2 separate regions of the Homo sapiens genome follow, and region 2 is linked to region 1. Evidence: read pairs that join two places in POLR2A ChIA-PET (ENCODE). Cell type or tissue: endothelial cell of umbilical vein. All regions are shown on one strand. Links, peaks and the distances in the headings refer to the core of each region. The heading gives the core; the rest is flanking DNA. Region 1 overlaps PPME1 (protein phosphatase methylesterase 1). Region 2 overlaps P4HA3 (prolyl 4-hydroxylase subunit alpha 3).

Region 1 (16,381 bases), core at 4,158-8,157:
ACTTTGCATGTTGAAAATAGCGTTCCCCATTTTCACACAATGACTGACAGTCTGCCTGAGTATAGACATCTTATATTAGGGACTGCTTCTGTCTATGGTAATTAATAGATCCAACTTGAGAAATATTGGCTAAAATTATATGTAAGTATTTGTGTGAAAAATATTATATAAATAGATGTTATATTTATACAATCATAGTGTATAATTATTAAATAATTATATATAATGATCTTATATATTGTAATTATATAGTCATTCGTTCTTCTTAAACGCATAGATGAGCTGGCAAGAAAGTAAGGAACAGGGAAGACCCAGGTCAAAAGTTAAGTAAGGTGGGAATCCAGAGAGGCACTTAGACCATTAAATCTGGCTTTTACCTTGATGGCATTTGCCAACTGTCTGAACTTGAAGTTTTGCGATGCACACAGAACAGGACACAAAGCCCGAGGTGGGAAGTCTTGCTGCGGAGCCCAGTAGGAAACCTTTCTCCATCAAGCTGGGATCCCAAAGAATCATAAGCTCAGTGAAAGGCTGAAACAGAATTAACTTTCTGCTTCTTACCACAATCTCAGGATTAAATTAAAAAATAAAAAATAAAATAAAAAAAGGCCTGTCTTAAAACTTAGCATTGAGAAGGGAGAAGCAAGAAAAAACAAAGACAGCTCTCAAACTGATATGGAGCTAAATACATATCATTTACATATCCCAAGAAGTTTCAAGATGAGAATGTAAAGTGGATCCAACTGGTAGTGCCCTCAGGACCCCCAAGAGAAACAAAGGCAAATCCTCTTTGAAGAATCAATCTTCATTCTAGGACTAAGAACTTTAAGAAAGTTCCAAGGCAAATGACCATCTCACAATCAAAAAGCATAAAATACGTGAGGAAACAGACCTGTAAAGAGTTCACATAAAGAAATTATCAAATACAATATAAAATAACTGCTTAACACATTTAAATGAACAGAAACTTGAAACAAGCTCCTAGAATGAAAAGAATTAAAATTAAAAAACAAATAGTCAAGTTTAACATATTAGACACAGCTAAGGAGAAGCGTAAACTAGTAGTGAATTTGTTCAGATACATCTAGATACATTTAGAATCCAAAATACAAATAGAAGATGGAAAATACAAAAGTTAAGAAATATGAAGGGAAGAGTAAATAAGTCTTAAATATGTCAAACTGAAGTTCTGAAAGGAAATAAAGACAGTGAAATAAAAGCAGTATTTGAAGAGGCCGTACAGGTTGAGTATCCCTCATCCAAAATGCTTGGGACCAGAAGGGTTTCAAATTTCAGTTTATTGTTTCCTTTTTAATTTTGGATTATCTGCATATACACAATGAGATATCCTGGAGATGGGACCTAAGTCTAAACACACAATTCATTTATGTTTAATAAAGACCTTATACACATGGCCTGGAGGTAATTTTAAACAATGTTTTTAATAATTTTGTGCACAAAACAAAGTTTGTGTAAACTGAACCATCAGAAAGCAACGGTGTCACTATCTTAGCCACCCATGTGGAAAATCTATGGTTGTTTGGCATCACCATCATTCCTGATTGAACTTACACGTTACTAATAATCATTTTTATTACACTTATTCACACATAAGTACTTAACAGTAAAAGATACAACATACCATTAATACAGTGAAAAAACATAATGTACTCAGGGTAACCAACCAGCACAGTAACATCACAGAACACCTCTACCAGTTATTAAATAAAAGCAACAACCAACAATGGCAGGCTTTCAGTCTCCCACCTACAATGTTGTGTTTGATTAAAAAGTTACTGAACACGGTATTTTATTTTTTTAGGTGAGAAGAAACATCAGAAGCAGCTGAGGGATGTGTTAAGTCTGTTCTTGCTGTAACATAATACCTGAGACTGGGTAATTTATAAAAAGGTTTAACTGGCTAATGGTTCTGCATGGTACCAGCATCTGTTCCTGGTAAGGGCCACAGGAAGCTTATAATCATGGTGGAAGGTGAAGTGGGAGCATCTGTGTCACAAGGTGAGAGCAGAAGCAAGAGAAGGGGGAGGTGCCACACTCTTTTTAAACAACCAGATCTGGAGAGAACTCAGGGCAAGAACTCACTCATTACCAAGGTGATGGCAATAAACCATTCATGAGGGATCTGCATCCATGATCCAACACCTCCCACTAGGCCCCACCTCCAGCATTGGGGATTACATTTCAACACGAGATTTGGAGGGTGCAAACATCCAAACCATATCATTCTGCCCCTGGCCCCTCAATTTCATCTCCTTCTCACATTGCAAAATACCATCACCCCTTCTCAATAGTTCCCCCAAAGTCTTAACTTGTTTCAGCATCAAGTCCAAAGTCCTAAGTCTCATCTAAGACTCATCTCCTTCCACCTATAAGGTGGAAGCAGCCTGAGATGTACTTATGAGCCTGTAAAACCAAAACAAATTATTTACTTCCAAGATACAATGGTGGTACATGCATTGGGTAAACATTCCCATTCCAAAATGGAGAAACTGGCTAAAAGAAAGGTGCTACAAGCCCTATGAAAGTCTGAAACCCAGCAGGGTAGTCATTAAATCTTAAAGCTCCAAAAATAATCTCTTTTGACTCCATGTCCCACATCCAGGGCACACTGGTGTGAGGGGTGGGCTCCCAAGGCCTTGGGCAGCTCTACCTATTGCTTGTAGGGTATAGCCCTGCCAGCTTTTCTCAGAGGTTAGAGCTGAGTGCCTGCAGCTTTTCCATGCTCAGGATGCAAGCTGCCGGTGGCTCTACCATTCTAAGGTTTGAAGTGTGGCAGCCCCTTTCCCACAATTCCACTAGGTGACGCTCCAGTGGGGTCTTTGACGGGGGCTCCAACCCCCCATTTCCCCTCAGCATTGCCCTAGCAAAGTTTCTCTGCAGGGGCTCTGCCCTTGCAGCAGGCTTCTACCTGGGCACCCTGGCTTTCTCATATATGCCCTGAAATCTAGGCAGAAGCTACCTAGCCTTCCTCACTCTCGCATTCTATGTGCATGCAGGCTTACCAACCACATGGAAGTGGTCAAGGCTTACAGTGCTTGTGCCCTCTAGAGCAGCGGCCCAAGCTGTGCCTGGGGCATTTTGAGCCCTGGCTGGAGCATGAGTAGCCAGGATACAAGGTGCAGAGTCCTGAGGCTGAGCAGGGCAGCAGTGCCCTGGGCTTGGGCCCTGAAACCATTCTCTCCTCCTAGGTCTCTGGACCTGTGATGAGAGGGACCTTCCCAAAGACATCTGAAACAACTTTGAAACCTTGCCCCCATTGTCTTAGATATTAACAATTGGTTCCCTTTTAGTCATGCAAATCTCTCTAGTAAGTGGTTACTCCAAAGCCCTCCTGGATTCCTCTTCTACCAGAGGGCCAGGTTGCAAGTTTTCCAAACATTTACAGTCTGCTCCCATTTTAAAATAAGTACCAACTTTGTTTTTTCTTCAGACAGGGTTTCACTCTGTTGTCCAGGCTAGAGTGCAGTGGCATGATCACAGCTCACTGCAGCTTCAATCTCCCAGACTTCAGTGATCATCCTGCCTCAGCCTCTGGACTAGCTGGGACTACTGGCATATACCACCACATCCAGCTGATAACTTCTTTTATTTTTAGTAGAAACGAAGTCTCACTATGTTGTCCAAGCTGGTCTCAAACTCCTGAACTCAAACAATCCTCCCACTTTGGCCTCCCAGTGCACCTGGCCTATAAAGTCGAACTTTAAGTCATTCCTTTGCTCCTGTATCTGATACCAGGCTGTGAGAAGCAGCCAGGTCACCTCTTGAATGCTTTGCTGCTTAGAAATTTCTTCTGCCAGATACTCTTGATCACTCTCAAGTTCAACTTTTTACAGGTTCCTATGGCATGAACAACACAATGCAGGCAAACTCTTTGCTAGGGCATAACATGATGACTTTTACTCCAGTTCCCAATAAACTCCTCATTTCCATCTGAGACCTCATTAGCCTGGCTTTCACTGTCCATATTTCTATCAGCATTTTGGTCAAAATTATTTAACCAAGTCTTTAAGAAGTTCCAAACTTTTCCTCATCTTCCTGTCTTCTTCTGAGTCCTCCAAACTCTTCCAACCTCTGCCCGTTATCCAGTTCCAAAACTGCTTCCACATTTTCAGTTATCTTTATAGCAACATCCTACTCTTCGGTATCAATTTTCTGTGTTGTCCATTCTTGCACTGCTATAAAGAAATACTTGAGGCTGGGTAATTGATAAAGAAAACAGGTTTATTTTGGCTTGGAGTTCTGCAGGCTGTACAAGAAGCATGCTACCAGTATCTGTTTCTGGTGAGGGCTTCAGAAGCTTACAATCACGGTGGAAGGTAAAGCTGGAGCAGCCACATCACATGGCAAGAGTGGGAGCCGACAGCAGGGATCTGCACCACTCTCTTTTAAACAACCTGATCTCGACTGAACTCAGAACCAGAACTCACTCATTACCAAGGGGATAGCACTAAGCCATTCATAAGGGATCTGCCCCCATGACCCAATACTTTCCACTGGGCCCTACCTCCAGCATTGGTGATTACATTTCAATGTAAGATTTGGAGGGGACAAACATTCTAACCCTATCAAGGGACCAGAAGGTGGGTCCTCTAGGGATGAGAATGCATGCTGCTAGGTGGCTTTCTAAAAATTTTTTTCCAGTCATCTGCTTCATTAACAATGGTTTTTGTCTTGAAAGTCTGTCTCTCATTTTATAAACTGACATCATTTCTTGCTCTGTTTTGACTTGTGTCATGTCAGCACTCAAAAAGTTTCAGATTTTGCAGCAGTGCAGATTTTCAGATTAGGAATGTTTAACCTGTGGCTGAAGTTTTCAGAACTGAGGAAACATCAAACTACAGATTCATGAAGCCCAGTGAATCACAAGATTTAAAGAGAAGTAATACATTATGGTAAAACTGTAGAACATTAAAGACAATTATCTTAAAAGTGGCCCTAACCCCCAAAATACTAAATGACATATGAGTAAATTTTGCTCATTTCAGCACTATTTGAAAGAGAAAAGGATGAAAAACACCCAATGGCCATCAACAGGAGACTGGCTGAATACACTGGGTTATGTCCATACAACAGAATACTATGCAACTGCAGGGAAAATAATGGAAAAGATTTCTGTGTACTAATAAGAAGTGATTAGAATATCTTAAATTTTAAAAACCAGTAGGCAAGCCAGGTGCAAGCTAGGTGCAGTGGCTCATGCCTGCAATCCCGGCACTTTGGGAGGCCGAGGTGGGTGGATTGCTTAAGCCTAGGGGTTTGAAACCAGCCTAGGCAACATGGCAAAACACTGTCTCTATGAAAAATACAAAAATTAGGGGGCACGGTGGTGCACACCTGCAGTCCCAACTATTAAGGAGGATGAGGTGGAAGAACAGCTTGAGCCCAGGGAGTCAAGGCTGCAGTGAGCCATGATCACGCCACTGCACATCAGCCTGGGTGACAGAGTGAGACCTTGTCTCAATAAATAAATAAATAAGTAAAGCAATATGCAGAACCATATGTATGCTATTTTATTTATTTATTATATTTTTTAATTTTAAATAGAGACAGGGTCTCACCACATTGCCCAGGCTGGTCTTGAACTCCTGAGCTCAAGTGATCTGCCTGCTTTGGCCTACCAAAGTGTTGGAATTACAGGTGTGAGCCAATGCACCTGGCCAATGTTATCTTTTATGTAAGGGGGAAATATAACTGTATGTTTACATATTTTGAAGTGCATTGATAAAAGCAGAGACTAATGAAAATAGTTACTTGTAGGATATTACAAACAAAAAAGCTATACTTTCCTGAATATATATTGTTTTATACTTCAACATTGTAGTCATGTAAATAATTTTTGTTTTATAAGCATGTTAAACACTTTGTACAAATCAATTACCACAATTAACATAAAAGAGAACAAATTACCTTAATGGTGTATTAAGAATTATTCCAAGTGACTTTAAAAACAATTATTTGACTGCACATCTTTAGTGGGATAAATATACTTTAAGGAAAAAAAAGAACTGAAAATAAATTTTAAACAGTATTCAGTAATCATATTGTTGGTTATTTTTAATGGTAGCACAGTTTGTTATTTTGAGCACCATATACATACATATTTGGATAAAGCAAATAGGTAGTTAGGTTAATGTCATTAGGAACCAAGACTTTCGTTGTTAAGGGAAGAGATAATTATATAAAAATCAAAAAAGTAAAAAACCCTATAATCTTAATTTTGAAATGAAAATGTCAGGGTGAACGCTTGATTCCTTTTGTCCTTCCTTTTGAAATATCAGTATGGGCTGGGCGCAGTGGCTCACCCCTGTAATCCCAGCACTTTGGGAGGCCGAGGCAGGCAGATCATGAGGTCAGGAGTTCAAGATCAGTCTGGCCAAGATGGTGAAACCCCATCTTTACTAAAAATACACAAATTAGCCAGGTGTGGTGGCAGGCGCCTGTAATCCCAGCTACTCAGAAGGCTGAGGCAGAGAATTGCTTGAAACCGGGAGGCGGAGGTTGCAGTGAGCCGAGATAGTGCCACTTTCACTCCAGCCTGGGTGAGAGCGAGACTCCATCTCAAAAAAAAAAAAAAAAGAGAAAAAGGAAGAAATATCAATATGAACTCACGATTCTAGATATGTCTACTACAAAGGCCTATAAGCAATAACCAGAATAGTAGCAATGAGTTAGTCTAGTGCCCAGATTGAGAGGTCTAAATACCATTTCCAGCTTCTGGAGGCAGCCTGTATTTCTTGGCTTACAGGTTCTTCCTCCACTTTAAAGCCGGCAAGCAACACAGCATCTTCAAATCTCTCAGGCTCTGACTTGGTCTTCTGTTTCCTTCTCTTTAAAAGACACCAGTGATTACACTGGGCTTACCCAAATAATCCATGATATTCTCTTTATTTTAAGGTCAGCTGATTAGCAACCTTAATTCCATTTGCAACCTTAATTCCTCTCTGCCATGTAAAATAACATATTCACAGGTTCCAGGGATTCAGACCTCAGCATCCTGGGGATGTTGTTATTCCACCTGCCACAGGTTGCTAAAGTCATTGTATTATTTCAGAAGAACAGCAGAGATATTGATTAAACTTGGACTTGTATATTACCTATACATGTTAAAATGTGTAGGGCAAAATCCTAAGGAATCCACTAAAAAAACCACAGGAACAATTTCAGTAGGGTTTCAGAAAATAAGACCAATATATAAAAATCAATTGTATTTCTGTAATTTGCAATTAACAATCCAAAAATAAAATCAAGAGGACAATTCTATTTACAATACCACTGATAAGAATAAAATATGCAGGAATAAATATAGCCAAATAAATGCAAGATTTAAACACTGAAAACTATGTAATACTGTTGAAGAAATTAAAAAAGACATAAAAAGAAAGACATCCAGTGTTCATGGATTAGAACACTGAGTATTATTAAGTTGGCAATACTTCTCAAATTGATCTATAGATTCAAAGCAATGCCTATCAAAATTACACCTGGTTTCTTTGCAGACGTTGACAAACTCACCCTAAAATTCATATGGAAATTCAAGGGACCCAAAATAAGTTTTTTAAAAAAGAACAAAGTTGGAAACATTATACTTCCTGATTTCGAAACTTACTACAAAAAGCTACAGTAATCAAAAGACAGTGTAGTACCAGTATACTGATCGATATATAAATCAATGATATAGAATTGAGGGTTCAAAAACAAACACATACATTTATGGTCAATTGACTTTTGACAAGGATGCCAAGATAACTGTATAGGAAAAGAAACCTTTTCAATTAAATCATACTGGGATAACTGGATATCCACATGCAAAAGAATGAAGTTGGACTCATTCCTCATATCATACATAAAAATTAACTCAAAATGGATCACAGACTTGCATGTATGAGCCAAAACTAGAAAACTCTTAGAAGAAAACTCTAAGCCCCCTTTCACAGGCACCTAGTACCTGGAATTCTTGAGCCTTTATAGGATAGTGATATGGATTAGCTTGCACTTTCATTCTCTTTCTACAAGTAGTTTTCAGTTTTCTCTTCTAAATATTTATCAACTTGCTTTCTAGCTTCCTAAATTTTGTTAGCATCTTATATCCCTACTCTTCTTTGTCCTTTAGCTTTATTCCTTTTTCCAAATTACTATAACTTAATGAAATTTGAGGAGACAATGGAGATAAACACAGGAATTAATTTCTACACCAAGCCTCTGGGGTAGCTATTATTATCCCCATTTTCCAAACGAGAAAACTAAGGCCAATGGAGTTTAAATAACTTGTCTAAGACCATGGGAAGTAGCTGAGCTAGAATCTGACTCTCAGGGTTATTTCCTTACCATTTTCAATACTATCCTCAAAATAATATTAAGTTCCCCATTCTTGAAATCATCAAAGCTGGCAATGAACACCCTGAAAATCCCTAGGAAGAGGACTGGTTCCTGCTGTAGGGATAGTAATGATTGGGAGAAGAACCTTGTAGCAAGGTTGAGCACCATATAGACTAAGAACAAAGTCAAGGTTTAGAACTATTATGATCATGATCACAGGGAGCTGAAGAGTGAAGTGAGAAGGAAGAATCAAGGAAAACTCTCAAGTTTTCCTGATGCCATTCACAGACAGAGAATACAGAAGGCCTTCTTAAAGAGTTCTAATTTATTAAATACTGATTTACCATGTGCTTGAAAATCCTAGCTCCCATTACTATTACTTTTCTGTGTTGAGCATCGTGGAATCCAAAAATGGAAACAGAAGCATTTCACAAAATGTCTTGCATTAAGCAGAACAGGACACGTACAGCCCAATATATGATGTGCTTTCAAGCAAATAAATGAAACCTTACCTCACTTAAAACCATCTTCAGATAAGATACTTAAGCCATAGGAACTTCCAACCTGCTGAGTCAGACCACATAAAAATATACTTTGCTTAAAGTGCATGGATAAACACAGACTGCTGTAGCACAGGGAGAACAGGTGTAATCTTATACCTTTGATAATAAAGAATTGTACTTTGCCTAAATTAGAAAATAAATTTTCTAAATTTTATTTCCACCTTTCACCCAACAGGAAAACAACATAATTATTAACTTCTTTTTCTACAACTCGAAAAGTTAAAAAAAAAAAAAAAAGATATAATGACAACTTTTCTAAAATGATCTGGCCTCAAACAAAAAAAAAAGCCACTGAAACACCATTAATGAAAGCAAGAGAACAGACAGAATACAGACTTTTTGATGTTTTGCAAAGGCTAATGCAGTTGCTTACCCTCAAAATCAACGTGTGTGGCATTACCCAATAGTCAGCATTTATGTAAGCTACTATTCTGCCAAAACAGCAAGAAAACAAGCAGGTTTCAAGTTTAAAAACCAATGAGGTTCATATAAAAGCCTCTAATGAAGTATATTTCAGACCAACAGCCATACGATCCCCTCCCCAGACTCATCTGAATGTCATGATGATCTAGAATAAAAGACATACTTCAGACCAGGCGCGGTGGCTCACACCTGTAATCCCAGCACTTTGGGAGGCCAAGGTGGGTGGATCACGAGGTCAGGAGTTCGAGACCAGCCTGACCAACATGGTGAAACCCCATCTCTACTAAAAATACAAAAATTAGCCGGTTGTGGTGACATGTGCCTGTAATCCCAGCTACTCAGGAGGCTGAGGCAGGAGAATCGCTTGAAGCCGGGAGGTGGAGGTTGCAGTGAGCTGAGATTGCGCCACTGCACTCCAGCCTGGGTGACAGAGTGAGACTCTGTCTCAAAAAAAAAAAAAAAAAAAAAAAAAAAAGACATACTTCATAAGCAAACAGTAAATATCATTAGGGCAATCATTTCAGAGCTTCTTTCCAGTCACAATTTGCTTATATAAGCAGCTAATTTAATCTCAATTCAATTGAAGAGACATTTTGAGTACATCCTGCATGGCAGGCCCTGATATACTTCCTAGGCACTAGGGAAACAAGCAGACTAGAAGTTCCCATTGATTAAAATTTAGTCCTTTCCTTCAAAGAGCTCATGCAGGGGGGAAATAGGTAAACAGTCACTGTACACTATGGCTATGAAATAATCCATCAGAGCTCATAAACGGCACACCCAGTCTTTCTTGTGGAACACATGTTAATATAATTAGATGGGAAAAGGATTCACAAGGATGATATCTGGCGTGAAGATTTTGTTAAATCAAATGCTATAAAAATTTAAAGTACCACCCTTACTAAACATCAATCTGGTTAGGGAAGAGGCAAAAGTACAAATCCTCTAATTACCCACAAAAGATTAGAATTCCCAATAATCAGTGAAAAAATGTTAGTATAGAGATTTTCCAACTTAAAAATGAGTTGATGGTGGGAATACCAAGACACATTTCTCCCAACAGTGTTATAAAATATTGGTAAATTCTATGAGTAGCTCCACTCCCAAGCCTACTTATCCATAATATGCTAAAATGCCATTTTTTATGAAACCCAGCTAATAATATAGTTCAGTTAATTAACAGAGAAAAACTCAATTAAAAGTGGTTTTTATATATAATGAACAATGGTTCTTATGCTTAAGGAAAAGCTGTTTAATTAAAGGAATGAAAAGGATTAAATGAAACAAGCTAGACATGTATATGTACTAGGCACTTTATAAGCATTATACAAATTTAATCCTCACAGCCACCTAAGATATATTTCTTAAAAGAATAAAGACAGAGAGATATAAATATGGAATCACAAAAGAATATAAATAGGGCACGAGTTCATTTTTGCAAGCTTTCAATAATCATATTTTTTAAATTTCACTCTAAGTCTATGGCTCCTCCCTCCCATTTACTTCTCTATTAAATTCAGGATGGACAATTCTAAACTATTGCTATTGGGAAAATGTGATGTTTCCATTGCATCTGAGTGTCATTCATTCACTCAACAAATGTTTATTGAGCTCCTAAATGCTAACTGCCTTAGGACAAGTAAATAACATACAAAAGGAGTTTACAATTAAGAAAACTAAACAAGCAGATCACAATCTTGTTGCTAGAATAGATGAAATACAGTATGTACAAGGCACCATCAATTTGTAAGATGAAAAGCTAAGAAAAAGAATTTGTAAGATGAAAAACTAAGAAAAAGAACTATCAAGTATGACACAATACTTTATCACTTAGAATTCATTTTACATTTTTTATATAAAAAAGAATTCATTCTATTTTTCTATAGAAGAAATAGCTCTTTTACACTTATATAGATCCATTATATATTACTTATGGAGACATATATATAATATATATAAATGAAAGCAGAATAAAATACTTAAGGTATTCCTGACCATTTCTTCATAGTTGGAGTCCCACTCTCTTTTGAATCACTTGGACCAATATAGTTTTCTGTGCCTCACAAGAACATTGGTGATGGAATGTTTCATATAACTAAACACCAGTTCATATGCCAGCTTTACAATTATTTAGAGCTATCTTACTTTTTTTGTTGTTGTTTTGTTTTGAGACAGGGTCTCCCTCTGTCATCCAGGCTGGAGTACAGTGTCACGATCATGGCTCACTGCAATCTCAACCTCCTGGGCTCAATTCATCCTCCCACCTCAGCCTCTCCAGTGGCTGGGACTATAGGGACATGCTACCATGCCTGGCTAATTTTTTAACTTTTTGTAGCGATGTGGTCTCACTATGTTGCCCAGGCTGGTCTCAAATTCCTGGGCTCAAGCAATCCTCCCACCTCGAACTCCAAAAGTGCTGGGATTACAAGCGTGAGCCACTGCACCAGCCCGTACTTTTTTTTTTTTTTTTGGTAGAGACAAGGTCTAGCTATGTTGCCCAGGTTGGTCTTGAACTCCTGAGCTCAAGCAATCCTCCCACCTCAGCCTCCCAAAGTGTTGGGATTACAGGCATGAACCATGGTGCCTGGCCTCAGCCTTACTTTTGACTCTCACTTTAGGAATGTTGCTCAACCCACCCGATTGAACACCCACGCCTCCTCACAAGCATTCAGTTCCTAGTGGTTAAAAGAGCAGTCCAGTTTTACCTCTAAGAAGTTCTCAACATGTATACGTTTTGTAAATTTTGATTCTGGTTTTGGTGTTCACTTATGTTCAGGCAATGAGAACCATGTTAGAATTGTTACCTGACCAACAGCATTGTTAAGACACTATCTCCCAATGCTTTAGGAGGCCAAGGTGGGCAGATCTCTTGAGGTCAGGAGTTTGAGACCAGCCTGACCAACATGGTGAAACCCTGTCTCTACTAAAAATACAAAAATTAGCCAGGCGTGGTGGCACACACCTGTAAACCCAGCTACTCGGGTGGCTGAGGCAGAAGGGTTGCTTGGACCTGTGAGGCAGAGGTTGCAGTGAACCGAGATCATGCCACTGCACTCCAGCCTGGGTGACAGAGTGAGAACTCTGTCTCAAAAAAAAAAAGACATTATCAATTTAAATGTAAAAAAGAAATGTATCTTAGAATTGAGGAAATACAGTAAGTTTCCATTAGACAGTTTTCCAATTTAAATAATATTTCTACACATAAATCATCTCATTTTCTCCTCAAAAATTCTATGAGGCTAGCATTATTATCTACATTTAAAAAAAAATAAAGTCAAGTTTGCACCAGTTAAGCGGTAAGTAGTAAAGCCAGGAAGAGAATCCTAGTTTGTTGATTTTAAAACCTACCTTCCTTCTACTACAAGACAGTAGAAGTATAGAACTAACTGGGTTGGCAAACTACAGCCTACGGGAAATCCAGCCCACCACCTATTTTTGCATGGCCCAGGATCAGAGAATGATCTTTACATTTTTAAAAGGTGGAGGGCAGGGGGAGAAGAGAGACTAATGACATGTGGAAATTATGTGGAATTCAAATTTCAGTGTCCATAAAGTGTTGTTAGAACACAGACACATTCAGTTACATATTGTCTGTGGCTACTTTCACTCTAAAACAGCAGAGCTGAGTAGCTGCAACAGAGACTAACATGGCCCACAAAGCCTAAAATACTATCTGGCTTTTAACAGAAAATGTTTGCTGATTCCTGGTAAAATGACAGGTGCCACCAAAGGACAGAAAATAGAAAAATCGGTGCAAGCTGGACTGATCAGAAAAAGCCTCAGAACTTTATTTTAAATGAATTTGTGCTATGTGTCCATTAAATTAAATTTTACAAAAACATTTAACTGTGTTACAGTAGAAAGCACAAAGAAACAAAGGTCCTTGCACTACAGGAGTTCTAAATGTTATTGAGGAAACACACAAAAATCTGCATAAAATTATCTTCGATAAGTCTGACACAGTAACAGTGAAAAAGTACAATACCAATGCAAACAATTGATGAGTGGAGATGCCAAAATTGTTATAGGTGCTCAGAGAAGAGAGAGCAAATGAATGAACTAAAGTAGTCTGAAAGTGCTTCATGAGTTTTAAAGATGGATAGGAGTTGAAAAAGTGGGCCGGGCGCGGTGGCTCACGCCTGTAATCCCAGCACTTTGGGAGGCCGAGGCGGGTGGATCATGAGGTCAGGAGATCGAGACCATCCTGGCTAACAAGGTGAAACCCCGTCTCTACTAAAAATACAAAAAAAAAATTAGCCGGGCGCGGTGGCAGGCGCCTGTAGTCCCAGCTACTCGGGAGGCTGAGGCAGGAGAATGGCGTGAACCCGGGAAGCGGAGCTTGCAGTGAGCCGAGATTGCGCCACTGCAGTCCGCAGTCCGACCTGGGCGACAAAGCGAGACTCCGTCTCAAAAAAAAAAAAAAAAAAAAAAAAAGTGAAGAAAATGGAAGGCATTGCCAACAAAATAAACTTGGCAATTGTTAAGTGCAAGAAACACTTAGGAAATTACCACTGCTTAGGACATGACTTTGGAGCGCTTTTAACACTAGCCTTTAATGGTGGACCACTTGCTCTGGTCCCTAAACTTGGTGAAGGTGCTTGGAAAATAGTCTTCGCTCTTAGAGAATAAGTGATAAATTGGGCAAGGGCAGAAAAATTGAATACTATAAAATAAGGCTAGTGTGAAAATAATTGCTAATTGACATTTGCTGTCTTATAATAGTGGACTTGCTTTCAGGTTTGGGGAATCAAAGAGGAAGACATAAATTGTCAAATTTTGATAAAATAAAAGTAACAAGCCTGAATCTGTACATATCATGAGACCTATTACAAGCCTATTACAAGACCTATTACAAGAGTTTCGACCATATAATTATTTTAAATCTCAAAGTAACATATTGTAAACACAATACATTTTACCTAAAAGCTGGTATTGAAATAGAGATTCTATTATTCTATGAAGTATAACCGCTTTTAGGAGAAAGGCAGTATAGCCCTAGTTATACCATCTTAAGGGAACTGATGGGGAAATAACGTTGTTCTTATAGAACGGGGTTAAATAGGCCAGGATTTGGGTTTCTCGTTCAGTTAGCACTAAAGGAGACAGCATTCTAAGCACCAGCAAAATTCAGACACAATTCCTACCCTTATGAACCTCAACAGTTTTGAGGAATACACAGTTGACCAATAATTACAATTCAGAGGACTAAGGAGAATAGAGAATGTTCTGCTTGTCTACAATGTGATATGCCTACTAGGAGATAATGACCAAAACCAACAAAATTATATGATCAAATCCTAAGGAAAGCCAGGAGGAAGGAGAGAAAGGGGAGAAAGGGAAGGAGGAAAAACCTTCCTTGCCTAGAGAACAATAACCAAGAAATGTAAGTTGTATGTTTTTACATGAATGTCTCAAATCTAAATAGGAATAACACATCAACATCTAGGCTGCTTAAGTCTGTTAAGAGAGTTATTGATGAGTCATGAATGGGCACAGTAGCAGTCTTAATCACTTGTTGTCACAAATTCTGTCAAAGTCTAGGAGTCTGGTAGTGGAGGCTAAATACTGAAGTTTAATTGCAGCCAGCTATTTAAATCAAGGCACCACTGTTTTTAAAATGTCCTTATTAGCAGTACTTTGAAGAGAATGAAAAGAAAGCAACCAGATGGCTGGCTGAGGGTTGTGGTAGGTCTGAAGTGTTCCTTACTCCAAGGCATGCCATTAAGCAGCAGACTTCAGGATTCTAAAAACTACATCATGAATCATGCTGTTAGAGATCATCTAACTCAAATCTTACTTTATGAAAGGAAACAACTAGGTGTTTATTACGTACCAAGCATGGTTTTGAACAGTACCATTAAAGTATTCTCATTTTAAGGTGACTCAGAAATACTAAATAACTTTCCCAGAGCCATTTTTGGTAGCACCGGAGCTTGGATTTGACTTTTTATTTTATAATTACTATTTTTAGAGATAGGGTCTCATTCTGTCTCCCAGGCTGGAGTGCAGTGGCACGATCACAGCACACTGCAACCTCAAACTCCCAGGCTCAAGTGATTCTCCCATCTCAGTCTCTCAAGTAGCTGGGACTAACAGGTGCGCACCACCATGCCTGGTTGTTTTGTTTTGTTTTAGTACAGACAAGTTTTTCCTATGTTGCCCAGGCTGGGGAGCTTGGATTTAAACAAGTACGTCAGGTGCCAAAGCGTTCTTTCTTTCCATGATAACGAGGCCCAGGAAGAGAAACTGACCAGAGTCATACAACTTGTTAGTGGCAGAGAGAGGATGTCTACTTAAACCTGGAAAAAGTCTATGGCCAAAAACACACACAGAAGCATATAGGAAAAGGACTGATAAGTAAACAACTTCGGTCTTCCGGTGTGGTTTGAAATGATTGGAATTTTCAATATAATCTCTTATTCAATCTTCAAAATATATTGGTAGAATATACCTGTAACTTGTAATCAATATTGTATTTGAAGAATATCTAAGTGTGGCCACCCTCTTAATAGAACTATTAATTAAAAGTTTCTTCTCTTAAAAAAAAAAAAACTATTTTGTAGTTTGAAGGAAACAGTCTTTCCCAAACAACTAGAGATGTTTTCTGAAATCTGACATCAAGTAGCATAACATGGAAGGCTCATTAGGTTTAAAATAAAACAAAAGAGCAAATTACCCAATTTTGGAGATACTAAGAAGAAATAGATTTGCTGGCAATAAGCAACAATGGAAAAACGGACTTTTACTCAGAAGTTCTGAAATGAATGTCAAGGGGCTGAAATCTGGCAATAAGGGGCAGGGGAGTTGGGGGTGGGATTATTACTTCCTATACTTACACTGCAATGAAAACAGTAGGGAAGTTGAAATCAGAAGATTAGGCTTCTCCACTTGTTAACCTCAGGATTTGGGCCAGATGCTGTTTATTCTCTATTCCAGACATTACCTGCCCACTTCCCACTCTCTCTTCCCTAACAGAATTGTAATACTTTTGTTTGAGCAGCTAGTGGAGATCTCTTGTTGTCTCTCCTCCAGTCCAAGGGAATGAATCAAAATTGGTC
Region 2 (16,381 bases), core at 8,218-12,217, 99 kb before region 1:
AGTGAAGCTCACTGCTTTTATTATACTAAGTGAAATCCTTTATAGCTGCTTTACAATTTCTAAGTATTTTCATGTCTTCATCTGTTTCATCTTCCCAATAGGACCAAACTGAGCCAAGCAGGGAAGTTATTTTATCATTTCCATATATCACATGTGAGTAAACTGAATCTCCAAAAGACTATTAACTTGTCACAAAGCTTATAGACCTAGGATTAGACTGTTAGTCCAGTGCTCTTTCCAATGCATTGACTACTTTACAATCATTATTTCCCATGTAGGAGGCAGTTTGTCACCTGTAGCAGCAGCTGCTTTATTCACAAATAGTTAATGGGTTCATAATAAATGTAGATCACTCTTTTGTGCTCTCAGCAACTCATAATTCATCACAGATATTACCCATAATATTGCCATGGACAAAGAAGTTTGATTATGAGCTTTTCCCATCTGCAGTTGAGTCCAACTGTAATGTGACTCCTGTCTGGTTACAGAGCTGGAGTCACTGTTCTGTAGTACCAGCCACAGTGCCTCCTCCAGGTGTTATTTTTCCTTGGCACTGTTGATCTACTTACTCCCTGTTGTGCCTTATATAGAAGTTCATTTCCCTAAATAAAGCAGCTGCCAATAAACAAAACTAACCAATAACTGGGTAAGGTATAGCTTTTGTATAGCTAACCCCATTTCCCACCCGAGTTGTACAGTCTTCAAGGGTAGGCTGCAAAAATCTCCATGGAACCAGTTCCCTAGAGTTTCCAAAACTAGTAAACCATTTCTGCTCCCTACCTTTTTTTTCCTTTCCCCATTTTCTTGAGAAAGGGGAGGAGGATGTGGGTGCTCCAAACCCATGTGTTGCTGCCCAAACAGATTTACTCTCAGTGCAGCAAACAGTCCTGTTCCTTTCATGGAAGTTCCTGGCGAATGGATCTTTGTTGTAAAACTGTGTATGTGTTGGCCGGATGTGGTGGCTCACGCCTGTAATCCCAGCACTTTGGGAGGCTGAGCCGGGCAGATCACCTGAGGTCAGGAGTTCAAGACCAGCCTGACCAACATGGAGAAACCCCATCTCTACTAAAAACAAACAAAACAAAAACAAAAACAAACAAAATTAACCGGGTGTGGTGGCACATGCCTGTAATCCCAGCTACTCAGGAGGCTGAGGCAGGAGAATCGCTTGAGCCCGAGAGGTGGAAGTTGTGGTGAGCAGAGATCGAGCTATTGCCCTCCAGCCTGGGAAACAAGTGAAACTGCATCTCAAAAAAAAAAAAAAAAGAAAAAAAGAAAAAAAAAACTGTGTATGTGCTCTTCCTAACTCTCCTGCTAAATTGCTGTGTGTTAAAGCCAAACAGAGTAACTGTGATGTAGGAAGGGGTGAGAAGTAATTGAGTTTTAATAGAGGAAGGAAATGGAGATTCGACATGGAAAGACTCAGAGAAGAGAAACTAAAGCAGCTTACCCTGAAAGACGGAGTTTCAAATGTTGTACCCAATTATTGATTAGTTTTGTTTTGTTTCCCTCTAACTCTGATGGCTTGGATTTCTCTTCTACTTGCTTTCCACATCCTGTTTTGTCTGGTGAAATCCTGTTTATGTTACAAGGCACACCTCGAATGTCACCTACTTTGTGAAGTCTTCCTGAGTTCTCCTCACTCCCCAGGCTTTCCTCCTTGGTGGTCTTACAGCATGTTTTTATTCCCCAGTAACAGAACACATAAGGCATTATCTTATAGATGGTTTGTGTTCCTCCTCACCCCCTAGTAAATTAGAAGTAAATGTCCCTGTGGACCTTTCATTATCACATAAAATTTAATGTATTTTATTTCATTATATATTTTAGTAAAAAAAATTTTAATAACTGCTAATAATGAGAGATGGTAGAGTACAGTGGTTAAGCTATGGGCTCTGGAATCAGACAGTCCTGGATTCAAATGCTGTGAAAACATAGGCAACTTATTTAGCTTCCCTGGGCCTCAGTTTTCTTATTTGTAAAAGAGGAATAATGATGCTCACCTCAAGTGGGTTGCTGTGAGGATTGAGTGAGCTAATACAGGCAAAGCCCTTAACAGAATGCGTGCGTGGCACATGCTACTTACTGGATAAATGTCAGTTCTTATTACATGATACATACATATATATGTTCTCTTTTCATTTAATGTTCCTTAGTGTACCTATTTCCAAAGAAACTTAACTGAGACACTGAAAGTAACTCTTTGTTCTTTGTAAAATATAATTTTACTTTATTACAAGACTCTCAAGTTTTAGAAATATGTGAAATTGTATTTTGGTTCTTTTCATCTCACGAAGAGTTTGAAAAGCTATGACCTTGAGTTAATATTTGACATTACAAGATATTCATAGATTACTCAAGTATTCCTTGTTAAATGTAGAACAGAGTAATTCATGATATCAAATAATTAGAAACAATGTATTTGTCCAACAGTAGTGGAATGGTTAGGTTCTCTGTGGCCTATCTTCTGGATGGAATAAAATGCAGCCATTAAAAATGCTGTCTGTGAAGACTATGTGATGACATCAAAGTACTCCTGATAACAATGTAAAGTGAAACAATCAGGATGTGAAGTGTATAAAAATATGCTTATAACTATGTAAAAACTATATATTATCCAAAGTACTTCAGTCCCTGGATTTTGGTGTAGTAATTTTTTTCCATTTCTCATATGTTTCATAATGTGCTTATTATTGCTTTTATCATTAGAAGTGAATTGTTAATATGCTAAAGTAAAGTGATTGGAATGAAATACATTTCTATCAGTTAATCATCATTTGGCAGCACCCAGAAGAGGACTGCTAGATACCCATCCGGGATTCTGTTCCCCAGATTTGTCTGGAAAGCCCTATTTCCTTTTGACTATGTTGAGCCCAAGGTTGAATGGCTGCAGGGAGAGTTAATTCCTGTGCACTGGGCAATGTTTCCATTTTAGTTCTTTCTTTGCTTCCCTCCACTAACTTTGTGGACTCCGGGAAGAACTGAATCTGGAGAACAAATTATATTTTTACTAGGGTTTTTATAGTTCCACATTGGGTTAAATATATTTAACTTCAGTTATATTATTAAATATAACAAACAACAACGCCCCGCAATTACATGGTTTTGCATGCTTTAAGATTTGAGGGCACGGGGGGAGGAGCCAAGATGGCCGAATAGGAACAGCTCCGGTCTACAGCTCCCAGCGTGAGTGACACAAAAGACGGGTGATTTCTGCATTTCCAACTGAGCTTTGAAGAGAGTAGTGGTTCTTCCAGCATGCAGCTTGAGATCTGAGAACAGGCAGACTGCCTCCTCAAGTGGGTCCCTTACCCCCGAGTAGCCTAACTAGGAGGCACCCCCGAGTAGGGGCAGACTGACACCTCACATGGCAGGGTACTCCTCTGAGACAAAACTTCCAGAGGAACGATCAGGCAGCAGCATCTGCAGTTCACCAATATCTGCTGTTCTGCAGCCACTGCTGCTGATACCCAGGCAAACAGGGTCTGGAGTGGACCTCTAGCAAACTCCAACAGACCTGCAGCTGAGGGTCCTGTCTGTTAGAAGGAAAACTAACAAACAGAAAGGACATCCACACCAAAACCCACCTGTACATCACCATCATCAAAGACCAAAGGTAGATAAAACCACAAAGATGGGGAAAAAACAGAGCAGAAACACTGGAAACTCTAAAAATCGAGTGCCTTTCCTCCTCCAAAGGAACAGAGCTCCTCACCAGCAACGGAACAAAGCTGGATGGAGAATGACTTTGATGAGTTGAGAGAAGAAGGCTTCAGACGATCAAACTACTCCGAGCTACAGGAGGAAATTCGAACCAATGGCAAAGAAGTTAAAAGCTTTGAAAAAAAATTAGACGAATGGATAACTAGAATAACCAATGCAGAGAAGTCCTTAAAGGACCTGATGGAGCTGAAAACCAAGGCACGAGAGCTACGTGACGAATGCAGAAGCCTCAGTAGCCGATGCAATCAACTGGAAGAAAGGGTATCAGTGATGGAAGACGAAATGAATGAAACGAAGCGAGGAGAGAAGTTTAGAGAAAAAAGAATAAAAAGAAACGAACAAAGCATCCAAGAAATATGGGACTATGTGAAAAGACCAAATCTACGTCTGATTGGTGTACTTGAAAGTGACAGGGAGAATGGAACCAAGTTGGAAAACACTCTGCAGGATATTATCCAGGAGAACTTCCCCAATCTAGCAAGGCAGGCCAACATTCAAATTCAGGAAATACACAGAACGCCACAAAGATACTCCTCGAGAAGAGCAACTCCAAGACACATAATTGTCAGATTCACCAAAGTTGAAATGAAGGAAAAAATGTTAAGGGCAGCCAGAGAGAAAGGTCGGGTTACCCACAAAGGGAAGCCCATTAGACTAACAGCTGATCTCTCAGCAGAAACTCTACAAGCCAGAAGAGAGTGGGGACCAATATTCAACATTCTTAAAGAAAAGAATTTTCAACCCAGAATCTCATATCCAGCCAAACTAAGCTTCATAAGTGAAGGAGAAATAAAATCCTTTACAGACAAGCAAATGCTGGGAGGTTTTGTCACCACCAGGCCTGCCCTACAAGAGCTCCTGAAGGAAGCACTAAACATGGAAAGGAACAACTGGTACCAGCCACTGCAAAAACATGTCAAATTGTAAAGACCATCGAGGCTATGAAGAAACTGCATCAACTAACGAGCAAAATAACCAGCTAATGTCATAATGACAGGATCACATTCACACATAACAATATTAACCTTAAATGTAAATGGGCTAAATGCTCCAATTAAAAGACACAGACTGGCAAATTGGATAAAGAGTCATGACCCATCAGTGTGCTGTATTCAGGAAACTCATCTCATGTGCAGAGACACACATAGGCTCAAAATAAAGGGATGGAGGAAGATCTACCAAGCAAATGGAAAACAAAAAAAGGCAGGGGTTGCAATCCTAGTCTCGGATAAAACAGACTTTAAACCAACAAAGATCAAAAGAGACAAAGAAGGCCATTACATAATGGTAAAGGGATCAATTCAACAAGAAGAGCTAACTATCCTAAATATATATGCACCCAATACAGGAGCACCCAGATTCATAAAGCAAGTCCTGAGTGACCTACAAAGAGACTTAGACTCCCACACAATAATAATGGGAGACTTTAACACCCCACTGTCAACATTAGACAGATCAATGAGACAGAAAGTTAACAAGGATACACAGGAATTGAACTCAGCTGTGCACCAAGTGGACCTAATAGACATCTACAGAACTCTGCACCCCAAATCAACAGAATATACATTCTTTTCAGCACCACACCATACCTACTCCAAAATTGACCACATAGTTGGAAGTAAAGCACTCCTCAGCAAATGTAAAAGAACAGAAATTATAACAAACTGTCTGTCAGACCACAGTGCAGTCAAACTAGAACTCAGGATTAAGAAACTCACTCAAAACCGCTCAACTACATGGAAACTGAACAACCTGCTCCTGAATGACTACTGGGTAAATAATGAAATGAAGGCAGAAATAAAGATGTTCTTTGAAACCAACGAGAACAAAGACACAACATACCAGAATCTCTGGGACAGCTTCAAAGCAGTGTGTAGAGGGAAATGTATAGCACTAAATGCCCACAAGAGAAAGCAGGAAAGATCTAAAATTGACACCCTAACATCACAATTAAAAGAACTAGAGAAGCAACAGCAAACACATTCAAAAGCTAGCAGAAGGCAAGAAATAACTAAGATCAGAGCAGAATTGAAGGAAATAGAGACACAAAAAACCCTTCAAAAAATTAATGAATCCAGGAGCTGGTTTTTTGAAAAGATCAACAAAATTGATAGACCGCTAGCAAGAATAATAAAGAAGAAAAGAGAGAAGAATCAAATAGACACAATAAAAAATGATAAAGGGGATATCACCACCGATCCCACAGAAATACAAACTACCATCAGAGAATACTATAAACACCTCTACGCAAATAAACTATCAAATCTAGAGGAAATGGATAAATTCCTTGACACATACATCCTCCCAAGACTAAACCAGGAAGAAGTTGAATCTCTGAATAGACCAATAACAGGCTCTGAAATTGAGGCAATAATCAATAGCTTACCAACCAAAAAAAGTCCAGGACCAGATGGATTCACAGCCGAATTCTACCAGAGGTACAAAGAGGAGCTGGTACCATTCCTTCTGAAACTATTCCAATCAATAGAAAAAGAGGGAATCCTCCCTAACTCATTTTATGAGGCCAGCATCATCCTGATACCAAAGCCCGGCAGAGACACAACCAAAAAAGAGAATTTTAGACCAATATCCTTGATGAACATTGATGCAAAAATCCTCAATAAAATACTGGCAAACCGAATCCAGCAGCACATCAAAAAGCTTATCCACCATGACCAAGTGGGCTTCATCCCTGGGATGCAAGGCTGATTCAACATATGCAAATCAGTAAATGTAATCCAACATATAAAAAGAACCAAAGACAAAAACCACATGATTATCTCAATAGATGCAGAAAAGTCCTTTGACAAAATTCAACAACCCTTCATGCTAAAAACTCTCAATAAATTAGGTATTGATGGACGTATCTCAAAATAATAAGAGCTGTCTATGACAAATCCACAGCCAATATCATACTGAATGGGCAAAAACTGGAAGCATTCCCTTTGAAAACGGGTACAAGACAGGGATGCCCTCTCTCACTACTCCTATTCAACATAGTGTTGGAAGTTCTGGCCAGGGCAATCAGGCAGGAGAAGGAAATAAAGGGTATTCAATTAGGAAAAGAGGAAGTCAAATTGTCCCTGTTTGCAGATGACATGATTGTATATCTAGAAAACCCCATCGTCTCAGCCTAAAATCTCCTCAAGCTGATAAGCAACTTCAGCAAAGTCTCAGGATACAAAATCAGTGTACAGAAATCACAAGCATTCTTATACACCAATAACAGACAAACAGAGAGCCAAATCATGGGTGAACTCCCATTCACAATTGCTTCAAAGAGAATAAAATACCTAGGAATCCAACTTACAAGGGATGGGAAGGACCTCTTCAAGGAGAACTACAAACCACTGCTCAAGGAAATAAAAGAGGATACAAACAAATGGAAGAACATTCCATGCTCATGGGTAGGAAGAATCAATATCGTGAAAATGGCCATACTGCCCAAAGTAATTTATAGATTCAATGCCATCTGCATCAAGCTACCAATGACTTTCTTCACAGAATTGGAAAAAACTACTTTAAAATTCATATGGAATCAAAAAAGAGCCCGCATCGCCAAGTCAATCCTAAGCCAAAAGAACAAAGCTGGAGGCATCACACTACCTGACTTCAAACTATACTACAAGGCTACGGTAACCAAAACAGCCTGTTACTGGTACCAAAACAGAGATATAGACCAATGGAACAGAACAGAGCTCTCAGAAATAATGCCGCATATCTACAACTATCTGATCTTTCACAAACCTGACTAAAACAAGCAATGGGGAAATGATTCCCTATTTAATAAATGGTGCTGGGAAAACTGGCTAGCCATATGTAGAAAGCTGAAACTGGATCCCTTCCTTACACCTTATACAAAAATTAATTCAAGATGGATTAAAGACTTAAATGTTAGACCTAAAACCGTAAAAACCCTAGAAGAAAACCTAGGCAATACCATTCAGGACATAGGCATGGGCAAGGACTTAATGTCTAAAACACCAAAAGCAATGGCAACAAAAGACAAAATTGACAAATGGGATCTAATTAAACTAAAGAGCTTCTGCACAGCAAAAGAAACTACCATCAGAGTGAACAGGCAACCTACAAAATGGGAGAAAATTTTCGCAACCTACTCATCTGACAAAGGGCTAATATCCAGAATCTACAATGAACTCAAACAAATTTACAAGGAAAAGACAAACAACCCCATCAAAAAGTGGGCAAAGGATATGAACAGACACTTCTCAAAAGAAGACATTTATGCAGCCAAAAAACACATGAAAAAATGCTCATCGTCACTGGCCATCAGAGAAATGCAAATCAAAACCACAATGAGATACCATCTCACACCAGTTAGAATGGCGATCATTAAAAAGTCAGGAAACAACAGGTGCTGGAGAGGATGTGGAGAAATAGGAACACTTTTACACTGTTGGTGGGACTGTAAACTAGTTCAACCATTGTGGAAGACAGTGTGGCGATTCCTCAAGGATCTAGAACTAGAAATACCATTTGACCCAGCAATCCCATTACTGGGTATACACCCAAAGGATTATAAATCATGCTGCTATAAAGACACATGCACATGTATGTTTATAGCAGCACTATTCACAATAGCAAAGACTTGGAACCAACCTAAATGTCCAACAACGATAGACTGGATTAATAAAATATGGCACATACACCAGGGAATACTATGCAGCCATAAAAAATGATGAGTTCATGTCCTTTGTAGGGACATGGATGAAACTGGAAACCGTCATTCTCAGAAAAATATCTCAAGGACAAAAAACCAAACACCCCATGTTCTCACTCATAGGTGGGAATTGAACAATGAGAACACATGGACACAGGAAGGGGAACATCACACACCAGGGACTGTTGTGGGGTGGGGGGAGGGGGGAGGGATAGCTTTAGGAGATATACCTAATGCTAAATGACGAGTTAATGGGTGCAGCACACCAACATGGCACATGTATACATATGTAACAAACCTGCACGTTGTGCACATGTACCCTAAAACTTAAAGTATAATAATAATAAAATTAAAAGAAAAAACAATTCAACAGAAAACAAAAAAAGATTTGAGGGCACTTTAAGAAGGTTTATTTTCATTTATTTTCCTACCTTGCCCGGTAAGGGTGGTCATAAGTCATTAGTAAATGAGGAGACTGGTGAGACCTGATTTGCAGTGAGGCCACAGATCCTCTGCATTTCTGGTCTGCTGTTCCTTTCAGTGAGCCTTATTATCTACTTATGGTAAGAATATTTTATCTTTTTTTTTTTTTAATTTAATGGTTTGTTCAGAAGAGATATCCTCAGTGAAGTTAATGCTTTCTTTTCTTTTTTTTTTTTTTAACAGGCAGGAAATGTTTCGTGTGCCCTCAGCCTCTCTCGGGAGTTTCTTCTCTACAGTACGTAATGGATAAAAGATAAGCCAGCCACAGGTCTGATTTACGGGGAACTCCCTTCTGCTCCTGGCCTTTAATTCCTGCAAGAGAAATACAGCTATCTATCTTTATTATCTTTTTTTTTTTTTTTTTTGAGATGGCATCTCCCTCTGTCACCCAGGCTGGAGTGCAGTGGCGCGATCTCTGCTCACTGCAACCTCTGCCTCCTGGGTTCAAGTGATTCTCCTGCCTCAGCCTCCCGAGTAGCTGGGATTACAGGCGCCCACCACCACACCTGGCTAATTTTTGTATTTTTAGTAGAGACTGGGTTTCACCACGTTGGCCAGGCTGGTCTCAAACTCCTAACCTCAAGTGGTCCCCCAACCTCGGGCTCCCAATGTGCTAGGATTACAGGCATGAGCCACTGTGCCTGGCCCTATCTTTATTATCTTAATTTCATAATCCAGGTCACATTTCAAATTTTGGTGAAATCTTACATGCTGTTCAATGCATCAGGGGGAAATTTTTAAGTTAGTTGGAAAATGCTGAGAAGATATCAACCTGTCCCTTCCTTCTTCCAACCAATCAATGATATATTAGTGTTGCTTCAATGGGAAAAAGTCCAGGAGTGGGAGCCAGTTTCTTCAGAGACATTTTAAAGACCCAGATTTTGGAAGCAGACCCAAGAATGAATGAAATCAGTGTGCACTATGTACGCAAGAAGGAAAGTGACTCAGCAGGATTGCTCACTTCAGCTGCTCACAGGGAGATATCAGTTTTTCCCCTTAAATCAGGTCTCACTCTGTGATGCATGCATCCTGCCCAGCCAGTAGGTCACAGAATTCAGCATCACCCCCCTTCAGGGAGTCTCTTGCTGACAATAAAATGAGTTAAACAGGAGGGAGATGCTTCCTAACTCAGGTATCTGCTTGGAAATGTTTGCCTCAAAGTTATATGTATGTATTTGCTTAACATTTTAGTGGTAGATAGCTTCCTAGGTTTTTCTTTAATACAGTATTTATTTGTTTTGTTTTGCTTTTGCTTTTAGGGGTGTGGTTTTTTTGTTTGTTTGTTGGTTTTGTTTTTTGAGACAGAGTCTCATTCTGTCACCCAGGCTGGAGTGCAATGGCATAATCTTGGCTCACTATAGCCTCTGCCTCCCAGGTTCAAGTGATTCTTGTTCCTCAGCTCCCAAGTAGCTGGGATTACAGCCATGTGCCACCATGCCCAGCTAATTTTTATATTTTTAGCAGAGATGGGGTTCTGCCATGTTGGCCAGGCTGGTCTCAAACTCCTGGCCTCAAGTGTTCCACCTGCCTCAGCCTCCCAAAATGCTGGGATTACAGGCATGAGTATTTAGTATTTAGATACTACAATGAGATACAAAATCACTATTTTGTTTTAATATTTATAAAGTATTTCATGTAGGACTTTATAATTGCATGTATACAAAACTTTTTAATGAATCCATTTAGTAACATTATTCCCTTCTGATAATTAGCAAACAATAGGATAAGGAAGTAGCTGTGTATCTACAAACACATGAGTAATTAGTGGTACAAACAAAATTATAATCCAACCCTTCTTTATTTATTTGCACTTGATCTATTAAAATCTTTGCTATCCACTCAAATTTTGTGCTTTTATAGGTGGATAATAGAACATGGCAAGTTGAGATTCCCAGTTTTATTTCCGGCTTTGCAATATTTTCACTGGGGTTTGGGCTTATAATTTCCATTCTCCAAAACTTCACTTCTTCTCTTGTTAAAACAGAATGGTAATTTCTGCCCCTTCCTTTCCTCCTTTGCCAGGGTGATGGTTGTGGTTAGAAGCACACTGGGCTCCTCAGAGAAAGATGCTTTGGGAGCATTAGAACAATTCAGCATCTCCTTCTGAGATGCATTGAGAGTCATGCAAAGAGGCCAGCAGGCCACGGGTAGCTCTGCCAATGCATGGGGCATCTTGCAGCCAAAGTGGGTACAAACAGGTGGGCACAAACAAGACACAAGATTTATTGGGTTTCCCAAGGGCCCTGTGGGAATCCAGTCTAGAGCCAAAGTCTAGAGTCCCTCTGCGCCATACTTCTTTGCTCTGGGTCTAGGCCAGTTAGGAGATTTGAAAGATCTAGTGGAGCCAAGAATGAATTAGCTTCCAATTCTCTGGGGAAGAATAGGTTGGGTCCTTTTGCAATAGGCTTTGGCTTTCTGGACTTCTCTTTCATTGCACTTATCATATTTTGTTGTAAGTGATAATTTAATGTCCTTTTTCTCCATTAGACTCTAAACTCTGAGAGGTCAACCTGTAGCACAGTATCTGGTACATAGTAGATGTTCACTGAAGATTTACTGAATGGATGGGTGAAAGAATGAATGAATGAATGAGGCTTCATCTTCGCCATATATACCATCACAGTATCCCAGAGCAGCCATCTTCATGATCCCTTGGCCTAAGAGTTTTAAGTTCCACTTTGCTTCCCAAAACCCTTTGCACCTTCAGATCTACCAGGATCAAGTCAGTCTTTTAAAAAAATACCAGGTAGTCTTCTGGGAGTGAGGGCCTTGCATCCTCCTGTGTGTTGACATGAGGAGTTATTCAGGAGATCCACTTGCCCATCCTGTGCAGCAGTGAAGCTGGAGGAAACCTTGGTGGCACTCCCTGGGGCCAGTATTTGTTAATCCCTATTTTATATTCCCTGCTCTGATTTCTTCCAGGCCCAGATAATAAGAGGATGGCCAGGAATGTCTTGAAATATGAAAGGCTCTTGGCAGAGAGCCCCAACCACGTGGTAGCTGAGGCTGTCATCCAGAGGCCCAATATACCCCACCTGCAGACCAGAGACACCTACGAGGGGCTATGTCAGACCCTGGGTTCCCAGGTAGGATTCCTCAGGGAAAGAGAAAGGGGGAGAGGCCTGGCTAGAGTTTGAGAAGCTAGAATTGGGATAACATGAGGGGATAGAGCTGATGCATTAAAAACAATAAAGCTCACTTGGGCAGCATCAGAGTGACCACATTCTGTATCTCTTGCATTCCAATTTTTTTATGCCATAGTTCCCCTAAGTTGAGTTTTGCTCCTAGACCCTTCTTCTCTTATGCTCATCCTATTCTTTCCTTCCAGCCCACTCTCTACCAGATCCCTAGCCTCTACTGTTCCTATGAGACCAATTCCAACGCCTACCTGCTGCTCCAGCCCATCCGGAAGGAGGTCATCCACCTGGAGCCCTACATTGCTCTCTACCATGACTTCGTCAGTGACTCAGAGGCTCAGAAAATTAGAGAACTTGCAGAACCATGGGTGAGTGTCCTGAGAACCCGCCAAGAATTTCTCTTTCATCTTCACATGCCTGGAGTTCAGGAGTGTAAGAATAGGCAACCTGAACAACTAGACACCTCAAAGAGCCAAGGAGTTCAGAATGCCAACCATTCCATAAAACTAGTCCATGGTGGAAAAAAATCACAATAGTGCTTGCCTCTAGAGGGAAAGGATTAACTGGATGATGTACAAGAGGATTCTCTGGGGTATTGAAAATGTGCTCTCAATATCTTGTTAGGGACGTGGTACATGTGGCTGTATGCATTTGTCAAAACTCACCAAATGGTCCACTTGAGACCTGTGTATATCATTGTATGTAAGTTTAACCTAAAAAAAGACAAATAAAAAAGAACACTTCAAAAGTGTCAACCATTCTATGTAATTGGTAGAGGTGGGGAAAAGGGTGAAATGACAGCGGCAAGGAGTAAAATCCTAGCACAAATTTACAGAGTTAGAGTAGAAAGCTAAACTTCATTATTTTGTTAAAAAGGAAACCGAGGCCCAGAGAGGGGAAGGGACTTGTTAAGCTCATACATGTAGCTAGAGCCACAGCTAGAACTTAGAGGTACAGTAGTCCCCCTTATTTGCAATTTTACTTTCTGTGGTTTCAGTTATTCTCAGTGTAGTACAATAAGATATTTTGAGAGAGAGAGGTCATTTTCCCATAATTTTATTACAGTATATTATTATTATTATATTTTATTGTTAATCTCTGTGCCTCATTTATGAATTATAAATTATAACATATAATTATAAATTAAACTTTGTAATTCAGTTACAATCATTATTATAATTTCGTTATAAAAAGAACCAAAGGAGGCCAGAATGATCAGGGCTAGCGGGCCCAACGAAGGTGCAGGGCTTCAACTGAGTCTCCAAAGATGGGCAGAATGTGGCGAGAAGTGTTGAGTGAGTGTGCTTTGGGAAAGGGACAGTGACTAGGAAGCAGATATTCAACACAAGCCACTGAGGCATCTGTCTTCAGTTTCCATGGGGGAGCCACTACCATGTGAGCCCAGGGCTGATTCCTGGGAGAGCCACAAACCAGACAGGCATCAGCAGCCCCAGAGAGATGCTTCTAGGGGAAGGAAGTGTGCCAAGGTCTGTGCATGCCAAATGGACGACACGGCCATGAATGACTAAATAGACATCTCTGGGTGGGTCACTTCTCCCATTACCATGGCAACAGGGCTGTTTTAAGGAAAAATTTAGTTATAATGTAATTATGATTATAATTAAATTACAATCATGATTAAATTAAATTACAATCATGATTAGATTAAATTTTGATTGAAGCCATCCCACTGTCTTCACTTGGAGACCCAGCCTGACAGAGCAGCCTCTGTATGGGACATTGCCAGTCTCATGGAAGAGGAAAAAGACAAATGGCAAACATGAGCTGGTTCATAAAGCTTCTGCATGGAAGTGCCAGATGTTACTTCCACCCATGTTTCACTGGTCAGAGCAAAGCATGTGGGCACTACTGCAGTTAACAGCAAGGTTCTAATTCTTCCACAGGGAAAGCACTGCAAGTCACCAAGCCAAGCTGGATGTCAATGGGAAGAGGACATTTAATCCTCCCCCTAGGAAGTGTGCTAAATATTAACAAGAAAAAATGCACCTCTATAAGCATGTTGCCTCTTTAAAGATATTGTCTCAGAATTATTTCTGTCAAGCCAGACATTGTGCCCTTAACATGTGCAGTTCATCCAGGCAGCCATTAGTCATTCGTCAACAGAATAGAGCCCACTGTGTGCCAGACACTGGCCTGGGTGCTGGGCTTTTACAGTGAGATGAAGTATTGGTTCTTTCCTCTTGGAAACTTAGTGCACAATGGAGAAAAACAAATATTTACACTACACTATGATACATGCTATCATAGAGGTGTGGGCAGAGAGTTGTGCTATGCACATAAAAAAGCAAGGCTTCCTCTAAAGAAAAGGCAATTGGGTGAAGAAGAGATGGGGAAGGGAGGAAGAATCAGGGAAGGCTTCACTGTGGAGGTGACATCTATCAGAGAAAGAAGGTAGCAAAGGGTATTCCAGAAAGACAAAACAGTATGTGCAAGGGCCTGATATGTGGTATGTTCAGAGACTGGGCAGAAGCTTGGTGGCTGAAGTGTGCAAGGGATGGGGGCGAGAGGTGATAGGAAATGAAGCTAGATGTGAGACACCATTAGCAGATGCTATAAATGCCATGCCGGGGAGTTTGGATTTTATCCTGTAGGCAGCAGGAGAGCTGTTGGACAGTTTTAATGGGAGAGTTGCATGATCATGTCTGATTTTTAAGGAAGACTGTAACAGCAGACATGGATTGGAGGGAGAAGAGGGGCAATCATCATTTCATCTAAAAGCCCCTCCAGGAAAGTCTAGAATCTTTGCACAGAAGCTTTTTGAGATAATTAAGCCCCACTGGTGAATTGGAGCAAACAGGTTCAGCTTTGCAGTGAGCCAGCAGTAGTAGCTTTTGGCCAGCAGCTGCTTTTTCCTTATAACAGCCCTGTTGCCATGGTAACGGGAGAAGTGACCCACCCAGAGACGTTGATTTAAATGTTCATGGCCATGTCGTCCATTTAGCATGCACAGATCTTGGCACACTTCCTTCCCCTAGAAGTGTCTCTCTGGGGCTGCTGATGCCTGTCTGGTCTGTGGCTCTCCCAGGAATCAGCCCTGGACTGACATGGTAGTGGCTTCCCCATGGGAACTGAAGACAGATGCCTCAGTGGCTTGTGTTGAATATCTCTGCTTCCTAGTCACTGTCCCTTTCCCAAAGCACACTCACTCATCACTTCTCTCTCTCACCACATCCTGCCCATCTTTGAAGACTCAGTTGAAGCCCTGCACCTTCGCTGGGCCCGCTAGCCCTGATCATTCTGGCCTCCTTTGGTTCTTTTTCAGAGCACTTTTTGGAGCCATATACAATTACCTATTCCTCCTCTGAACTCTAAGCTTTTTCTCACTGGTTGTTTGGTACTTAATTTTTAAATGTATTCTGCCATTTATGTGTTGTTTGACATCACTGACAGTTTCCTGGGTCAGCATCCTGTCTCCCCAGTCAGACTGTAAACTAGCAGGCATCATCTTTCTGCAAATGCCTTGCCCCATGTTCTTCCCATTGCTGCCAGAGTAAATCTTTAAAAGGTCAGGTCTGACCACTCAAGCCCTTGCTGAAACTCTTCACTGGGTCACTTTTGCCTTTGAGTGCTTACAAGTCTCCATGGCCTGGCTGCTGCCAACCCCTTCTACCACATCTCCCCCGGCACTTGACGCTCCAGCTGCACACTCTTCTGTCTGCCTGGAACGAACTGCCCTTGACTTCTCACCTGTATGATTCCAGTGTGTCTTGTGGACATCCTGGAAAGACTCCCTGTCCCTCATAAGAATGGGCTATGTGTCCCTCTTTCTATTGCCATGGCATTCTATACTTGCCTATTATGGCCCCATTAGATGTCTTAGGGGCAGGGACATTGTCTGGATTAACATTGTTTTTCCAGTGCCTAGCACAGTGCTTAGCACAGAGAACAACCAATAAATATTTGTTCCAAAAAACGAGTGACTGGTAGGTAGACAATTAATGATTGTTACAGGAAATAAATATAAGGTGACTCCTTAATTTGGGATGGGGGGGATTCCTTAGGGTTTTTTTTTGTTTTTTTTTTTTAAACCATTGATTTTGCCCTAAAAGAACAGAAGGGAGCATCTCTCTTCTATGAGTTTCTCCTCTACAAATGGCTCAGGACAGGACACCAGGGACAATGGATGGAGGCAACATCAATCCCCTTCTGATTTCCTGCTTCCTAAGATTGTAGAGCCACATGTGAGAGGAACTCGCAAGCACATGTTGTTCATAAGCTGCATTTTATTTATTTTTTATTTTTTTGTCCCAAACTTTTATTATTATTATTATTATTATTATTATTATACTTTAAGTTTTAGGGTACATGTGCACATTGTGCAGGTTAGTTACATACG

What was found. Peaks named below come from ENCODE experiments on the same cell type or tissue, not always from the same donor. Only the 100,000 strongest peaks of a DNase experiment are listed, where the experiment ranks them.
Region 2: POLR2A ChIA-PET joins it to region 1 with 8 read pairs; 4 of 35 experiments call an interaction of 5 or more read pairs at or near these places.

Annotation. Positions count from the first base shown.
Region 1 is chr11:74,178,407-74,194,787 of GRCh38, reverse strand. All of the region lies in intron 1 of PPME1 (protein phosphatase methylesterase 1), which reads right to left. Among named protein-coding and RNA genes, the nearest start is that of PPME1, 15 kb to the right of the region's middle. In endothelial cell of umbilical vein, for the core only: no CTCF peak of the experiment used is centred there; no DNase peak of the experiment used is centred there.
Region 2 is chr11:74,281,820-74,298,200 of GRCh38, reverse strand. It overlaps P4HA3 (prolyl 4-hydroxylase subunit alpha 3), which reads left to right. Exons shown (of 13, transcript NM_182904.5): 5 at 9,071-9,122; 6 at 11,810-11,973; 7 at 12,216-12,392. Among named protein-coding and RNA genes, the nearest start is that of P4HA3-AS1, 21 kb to the left of the region's middle. In endothelial cell of umbilical vein, for the core only: no CTCF peak of the experiment used is centred there; DNase peaks (open chromatin) are centred at 9,040 and 9,870; H3K27ac peaks cover 1,882 bases.